Linked DNA regions of Homo sapiens: region 1 is linked to region 2. A link is a contact called in ENCODE Hi-C or POLR2A ChIA-PET data. All regions are on one chromosome and are shown on one strand. The core of a region is the stretch at or near the end of the contact, and the rest is flanking DNA. Distances in the headings are between cores, read along the strand shown. Region 1 has its middle 130 kb from the start of LINC02205. Region 2 has its middle 170 kb from the start of LINC02205.

Region 1 (3,626 bases), core at 826-3,325, 37 kb after region 2:
ACATCTGTGATGGCAGAATTTCAAACAGACAGGGAGTGGAGCAGATCACTTTGATTTGGGAATGGGGCAGCCCAGAGGTCCCGCAACACCCCCTCCAGGAGGCTGCCTCCTCTGCTGTCTCATAAAGCTGCCCCATCCGCCCGCCACAGTGAAGCAATCAGACCCTCTGTTCCCTTGTTCACTGCTCACCTAGCTTGGCTCCGAGACCAGTGTTGTAGACCTATTAATTATCAGGATAATTACGGACGGGGAAATCCAGACACAGATACAATCAGTGCCCTCCTCCACCTCCCCGCACACGCCCCTCCCGGTCTCCCTGACATCCTGGTGTGCACTGTGTTCCCCTGCCATCTCCACGCTGCGGCTCCTACTAGACCCACCCCTGCCGGTGCCAAAATGCCCAAAGGAAGGCTGAGTCATGCTCTGGCCTGCCCAGCCGCAATAGTCATGCTGCAACTCCCACGGAAAACCTCCTTTCACCCACTCCAGAGGTCTGAGACACCCTAATGGGCCAAGTCCTTTCCCCTCACCCATAGAGCTCAAACTGCCTCTCACCTTGCCCCCTTCCAACTCAGGCTGTAGAAAACACTGGATAAAGTAAGGCTTACTAACCAAGCATCCCTGCACCTAAAAATGGACCGCTTAATTTCAGGACCCCCTGAAATTGTCAGCAAAAGTTTCTCTGTGCACATCTGTACATTTAGCTGGGAAGACTCCACAGCTTATATCAGATCGTCACAGAGTCCCAAGCCCCAATGGGGTAAGAATCTCTGAATCTAACATGTCACAGAGACCACCCCCTATAACACTTTACCAAGAACTTAATCCTCCATGAGCTCGCCTAATGCCTGCTCCTCTGTGGACAGGCAAGCCATCACTTGGGTTGGGAGCACCAGCCTGCAGCCAGACTACCTGGGTTTTTCATCCCAATACTGCCACTTTCTAGCTATGTCACCTCGGTTTCCCTGTCAGAAAAAAATGAGACCACATGGCATCTTGGTTTCCTCCTTGGATCACTACAGGGAGTGGCAGCAGCCTGGCTGCTCCAATTGGAACTTAAAAATCACTAGGGATCATGCAGGTCATAAACAAAAGGAAGAAGCACTACTATGGACTCAGGCTGCAGTTACAGTCAACAACCCTCCCTCCACCAAGATCAGCACAGAGAGTCTCTCCCCAACATCCTCATATCACAGCACGCTCCAGGACTGGGGAATCCCTGAGGATGGCTCAGGGCAGCCCAGCCTCCTTTCTGAAAACAGGATTCAGAGCTCATAGAAGCCTCCCTGCCCTGGGAGTCTCAAGAGAGCACTTAAGCACAGACACCTGGTTTAGCTTGGTAGGCACCCCTAGCCTGCGGAGCTTACCCCCGCCGCACACATCTGGAGAGTCAACCATTACAAAGAGAAATAGCAGGACTGGTCCTGCCCCTCCGGGATGGTGCCGCCAGTCTAGAGTAAAATGCCAAGCACGGGCTCAAGACTCCTGCTGAGGCCAATGGTAAGCCAGGCTGCTTCAGGAAGGGAGGGAGGAGAAGGGAGGGAAGAAGAGAGGGAAGAGGAAGGAGGGAGAAAGGGATGGAAGAGGGAAGAGAATCAGAGAGGGAGGGGAGGAGGAAGAGAGAGAAGGCGGGAGGAAGGAAGAGAGGGAGGGGAGGAGGAAGAGAGAGAAGGCGGGAGGAAGGAAGAGAGGGAGGGGGAGGTAGAAGGGAGGAGAGGGAGGGAAGGAAGGAGGCTCTCCAAGCCTCTTCAAGCCTCTCCATCCCTCCCTCTTCAAGGCAAAATATACTTTCTCTAAAAAAAAAAAAAAAAAAAACAACAAAAAAAACCCCCCTTCATCCTTTTCCTTTCTGAACAAGAGCTTTGTAACACTAGATGGTTGATCCGAAAATAACTATTTAGCCCTTAGACAGAGGTGTTTTTTAACAGGAGAAGCTGAGATATTTTGAAAGCCACCCCTGAGGCGAGAAAGTTGTGCAGAAGGCACTAATTGTCAACGCTCCCCAAGGACAGCCTGCCTGTTCCAAGGCAGGAGGAAAGGGCCGAGCTGTCAGCGCCCGATTCCTGGGGGAGTCTGCCTCGCCCGCGCTCAGCCAGCCAGGCCAGCTTCCTGCCCGGCATGGAGGAGATAAAACACAGGAACACAGACGATCTTACATAACCGAAGCGGGACTGAACATTTTCAGCAAATTACCTCTGTTATGAGCTCTGCCATAAAATCGCCTCACAAGTGAATTTAGTTTTTCTTCCCTCCGTGCCCAATCAATTAGCACATGAGTAATACCAAGCCCATTAGGACAAACTGATGCCGGGGGAGTTATGTCATCTGCTATAGAAATGATTGCTTAATATACCAGTTGGCTCCGAGGAGCTCTTAGCCACACACAATCTTGCCATAATCGATAGCAACAGTCAAACAACGCTGTTTCCAACGAGAACACTGCTGGGCAGAGCCTGAGCCAGAGCCAGTGTCGGGGACACAGAAGCTGAGTGGGCCCCAAATACCAGCTCCCTCCCTCCACCTTCCTCCTCCAACCTCCCCTCCCTGCTGCTGCCCTTCAAAGCCAACAGGAGAAGCCTGATGGTGGCTCAGAGAAATAGAACCCCGGACAGGTGGGGTGGGGGCAGCGACGGTGAGAGGGAGTGTCACTGTGGGGGCAGGGGAGTGTGCAGAGAAAGCCTGGAAGACAGGGCTTGCCAGAGCCTGGGAGTTGTGGGAATTCCTATCCAAGAGAAAAAGGAAAGGCATGGAACTCTTTCTGCCTCCATATTTCCTAGCAACTGCAGAATGGGCTTTCAAAAGGAATATTGAAAGATGTGTGAGATTAAACCCTCCGTGGAGCTGAGCATATGTGCATGCTCAAGGCATGTGTATGTGTGCACGTGTGTGGGCACATTCACACATATAAGCATAAACAAGGACAGGTGCCCACACCTACAAGTATATGTTTACATGTATGCATGTACAGTTGGTGGGGTCAGCATGGAGGGCTCTGTGTGTGTGTGTGTGTGTGTGTGTGTGTGTGTGTGTGTGTGTGTGTGTAGCTACTGGAGTACTGCATACATGTGTGCATATGAGTATACATTTGTGTGCAGGTATGTGCATGTGTTCCTATTATCCTAGAATGCAGCCGTCCTGCAAGATTAGCCGGCCTCCCCTATCACGTTGTTCAATCACAATTCTGGGCTGCAGAAACCAAAGGTAAAAGCTAAAAGCCTTTTCCCCAAGATGATAGGGAAGAGAGACAGCGAACTGCAGCTGGCAGCCACCTGAGCGTGGCATCATGGAAAAGTACCAGCTTGGTTTTGGAGCTAGATCGCCCTTGGATCTGGGCCCTGCCCTGCCATCTAGAAGGGCAAGTTCTTTAATTTCCCTGGGCCGCAGTTGCCTCATCTGTAAAACAGAGATGTCAGCGTGACCCCAAGAAGGCTAGGCTAAGGGTTGGTGCGCAGAAAGCACTTAGCAGAGCCTGCCAGAGGAAGCATGCACTCAACTCAGCTATTGTGATTCACTGCTGTGCTCCTGCCATCTCCTTGGTTGCCCAGACAAGGACCCAGATCTCCAGCCCCTCCCTGCTCCAGGCGAGGCTGAGGGAGCCACTCCATTTCCCTCCTAGCACCTCAGAG
Region 2 (3,729 bases), core at 509-3,008:
GTCTGCAGTCTCAGCTATGCAGGAAGCTAAGGCAGGAGAATCAGTTGAACCCAGGAGGCAGAGGTTGCAGTGAGCCGAAATCACACTACTGCACTCCAACCTGGACAACAGAGGGAGAGTCCGTCAAAAAAAAAAAAATTTACTCTAAGGTGGCACAGTGGATTTAGGGCAGTGACAGATATGTATGAGTGCTATGGGGTACTGGGAAGGGGCACTGACTTCTGGAGAAAGTGCTATATTTTTTAAACATTTTTGTAATTAAAAATTTCAAATATTTATTTGGAACTGTTTGACGAACCCCTCGGTGCCCACCACCCAGCTTTAGCATCATCGATCATCTCACAGCCAGCCTTTTATCTCTAATCCTATCTGCCTCCCCACACTCTTGTGTTATTTTGAAGCAAATCCCAGACATCATGTTATTGTCTCCATGAGTCCACACCCCTTCTAATCTGTACTGCTCAGTGGCTTTAGGCCAGCTTTATGTCAATAAGGGAGCCACCAAAGTGTCCAAGGAGCACTGACCAGCCTTGGCGTCAGACAAATCTGAGTTCAAATCCTATTTCCCACACCTGCAAAGCTGCTGACTGTGCAAACGACTTACCTACTCTGGGCCTTGCATTCCTCATGTACAAAATAGGGATACCATTTCTGAGTTTCTAGAGTTGTTCTGATAATTAAATGATGTAAAGTATATAAAGTGCCCAGCATGGCACCTGGCCCTGAATTGGTGCTCCATAAATATTCCCTCCCTTACATCACACACCGGGGCCTGTTGTGGGGTGGGGGGAGGGGGGAGGGATAGCATTAGGAGATACACTTAATGTAAATGACGAGTTAATGGGTGCAGCACACCAACATGGTGCATGTATACATATGTAACAAACCTGCACGTTGTGCACATGTACCCTAGAACTTGAAGTATAATTAAAAAATAAATTAATTAAAAAAATATATTCCCTCCCTTGTCTTGCTGTGTCCTGGGTCACTGTGAGAGTACCGTGAAGCAGCTGAGTATGTTTGACTGATATTTCACTTCGGACATGCTAAGATGTGACTGGACATTCCCAGAGGTCAGACTCCTGACCACAGTATAGGCCCAGCCCAGACAGCTATTACAGTAAGACTTCTTTAATGTCAGCCTCTCTCACCTACTCTTTACATAGTGTGGACTACTCTTTAAGCAGACCACTGGTCCACACTGTGTAAAGAGTAGGTGAGAGAGACTGACATTAAAGAAGTCTTACTGTAATAGCTGTCTGGGCTGGGCCTGAACCACCGTCACGTGAGTTCACTGCAGAGAGATGTTGCTTAAGTTTTGCAAAGTTCAAGTCGTGACATTGGCCATTCCTTTCACACTTCACAGTGCTTTGGGAAGAAGGGAGACTCTAGGCAAGGGAGAATGTGTGCACCTAAACTGAGCACTTGCAAGCTTGCTTTTCAAAGGCTCGACCTGCTTCTGGCTGCTGCGAGCACCAGCCTCCTCTCTACTCTGGGTGGCAGCTGGTGATAAAGCCCCAATAACTCAGACAAATGTGGTTGACGCCAGAGAGGAGTCAAGGGCCTGGCTGCAACGTCTGGGGCCAGCTTGGTCTTGGACCTCGCTGTATGTTTACAAGTTTCCTTTGACAATTCAGTTTTGAAGATGGGCTTCATTAAAGGGCAATTATAGGTTAAGTAACTTGTTGGCTCATTGCCTAATGTGGAAAACTCGACTATGACAATCAGATAATTCTGAGATTAAGCAAGACAGCAATTGCTACTGAAAGAAGAAGCTTAGCAAGAGGATAAAAGACTCTCCAGCCATGACCTCATCCCAGCTGCCCGTCTGGGCAGGAAGTCTGGATTCAAGGGGCCAGCAGGCTCTGGGAACCTCTGGCATCGGGGGTGACCTCTTCTGGGAAAGGAGACCACAAAAGGCAAAGTGCTCTCCCATTGAGTGGCAAGATTCCCCTCTTCCTATAGGGCTTAATTCTCCCAGAGGCCTTCTCCTGGGTGCCAGGAGTGAGCCAAGCTGGTCTGTGCTGTGGCCTCTGTTTGTACCCGGCTGTTTTCCATCAGCCCACCCTTGCTAATACCTCCACTTTCCCTCTCCTTCCACATCTCTGACCATCCATGAAGCTTCCCTAATGCAGAAGGGGTGAATTACCTCAATATTCCTTGAGAACTTGGTGTCAGATAGGAAATTTTCTATTATGTGTCAGAAAATCCCACCCCAAACTATGACTTGTACAGAAAGGGGGATTTATATCCTCATCTACTGATGTAACTAACAGGCTCAGAGGGTGTTGACCTCAGGAGTAGCTGGATCCAGGAGCATTAAACAATGCCCTCTCCTCTGCTTGTCCCTTATAAGCCCCATTTTCAGAGCTCTTTCCACACTGTGGCAAGATGGCCACAGAAGTTCTGGTCCAGCTGGAAAAAAAGCCTTGTTTCCTGATGATTCCTGCCAAAGTTATCTTATTTGACCTGATTGGACCAGTGTAAATCATGTGACTGGGTAAACTTCACATCCTGATTGGATGTTCTTTGGTTAGGTGTATGCTCTACTCTACAGCAGGTGGGAGGCTTATTAGGAGCGCATAGCCTGAGGATAAAGGAGGGACAGACCCTCAAAAGGAAATCAGAGTGCTGTTCTCAAAAGAAGGGGAAAGAGATGCCAAGAACCAAAAATCTAACTAATATACTTCTGGCCTCTGTCATGCATTTATTTATTTATTTTTGTTACTATTATTTATCTTTTTTTTTGTTTCTTGAGACAGAGTCTAGCTCTGTCACCCAGGCTGGAGTGCAGTGGCGCAATCTCGGCTCACTGCAACCTCTGCCTCCCCAGTTCAAGTGATTCTCCTGCCTCAGCCTCCCAAGTAGCTAGGATTAGACATGCACACCACGCCCAGCTAATTTTTGTATTTTTAATAGAGACGGGTTTTCACCATGTTGCCCAGGCTGGTCTCAAACTCCTGACCTCAAGTGATCCACCCACCTCGGCCTCCCAGAGTGCTGGGATTACAGGTGTGAGCCAATACACCCTGCCTGTCATGCGTTTAAATGTTAACTTTGTGATAATCCTGTCTCTCAGGTAGATTTTTAGTTCCTGTGGGGCTGTGGTTCTGAAAAAGTGGTTCCCAACAGGCAGCAACAGCATCACCTGGGAATGTGTTAGGAAGTTTCCGGCCCAATCTGGCTCTCCTTGAGCCCCTGGAGTCCCTCAGGTTGGTGGCCACATGTCCCAGGTCTCCATGCCCCTGCTGCATGGAGGGGTCAGTGCCATCCTGACTTAGCCCAGCTGATATTCACAAGGGCAGCATGGGGTGACAGCGAGAGCTGTGGATTAGCAAGGTCAGAACAAGGCTCCCAGACCTGGCCTGGGCCCTGCAGGACACATTCAACCCTCCTGAGCCTCACTTTCCTCATCTCCGAATGAGAGGCTCGGGAGTAAGGATTCTGGATCCACACTGTATGACACTTGGGTCTGCGGAGCTCTCTGCTGGACCCTGGGCAAGAGGCTGAGGTGGGTGCACGGAAAGATGGAACGGTGGTTCCTGCCTTCGCTGACCTTATAGTTCAGTTACATGCGGAACAGTGACACTCGGGTGACTAAAAACCAAGCCAGCTGCTTCTATTTCCAGGTTCAGGAGCAGGACACAAACACATGAGGCCCTATAAGCAGCAGGATACCACTGTGGGCTTTCTGGAGAGGGTGAGCCTTGAAAAGGGAGTTTGATTAAA

Evidence for each region. A loop is a pair of places that touch in the nucleus more often than their neighbours do. ChIA-PET counts read pairs that join two places held with the same protein, here RNA polymerase II (POLR2A).
Region 1: a loop to region 2 is called in a map of sigmoid colon, with 2.1 times the contacts of the local background. The contact joins two enhancer-like sites. A Hi-C loop is called at or near these places in 1 of 168 maps with a recorded cell type or tissue (sigmoid colon). POLR2A ChIA-PET finds 5 or more read pairs at or near these places in 4 of 52 experiments (H1, K562, MCF 10A and 1 more).

Annotation. Positions count from the first base shown.
Region 1 is chr15:70,374,901-70,378,526 of GRCh38, forward strand. No RefSeq gene overlaps it. Among named protein-coding and RNA genes, the nearest start is that of LINC02205, 130 kb to the right of the region's middle. RefSeq lists enhancers at 3,080-3,581, 3,582-3,626. Within about 2 kb of position 2,076, at least 18 of the 41 ENCODE cell types and tissues checked have a DNase peak (open chromatin) inside an H3K27ac peak, as active enhancers do.
Region 2 is chr15:70,338,458-70,342,186 of GRCh38, forward strand. No RefSeq gene overlaps it. Among named protein-coding and RNA genes, the nearest start is that of LINC02205, 170 kb to the right of the region's middle. Within about 2 kb of position 1,759, at least 5 of the 41 ENCODE cell types and tissues checked have a DNase peak (open chromatin) inside an H3K27ac peak, as active enhancers do.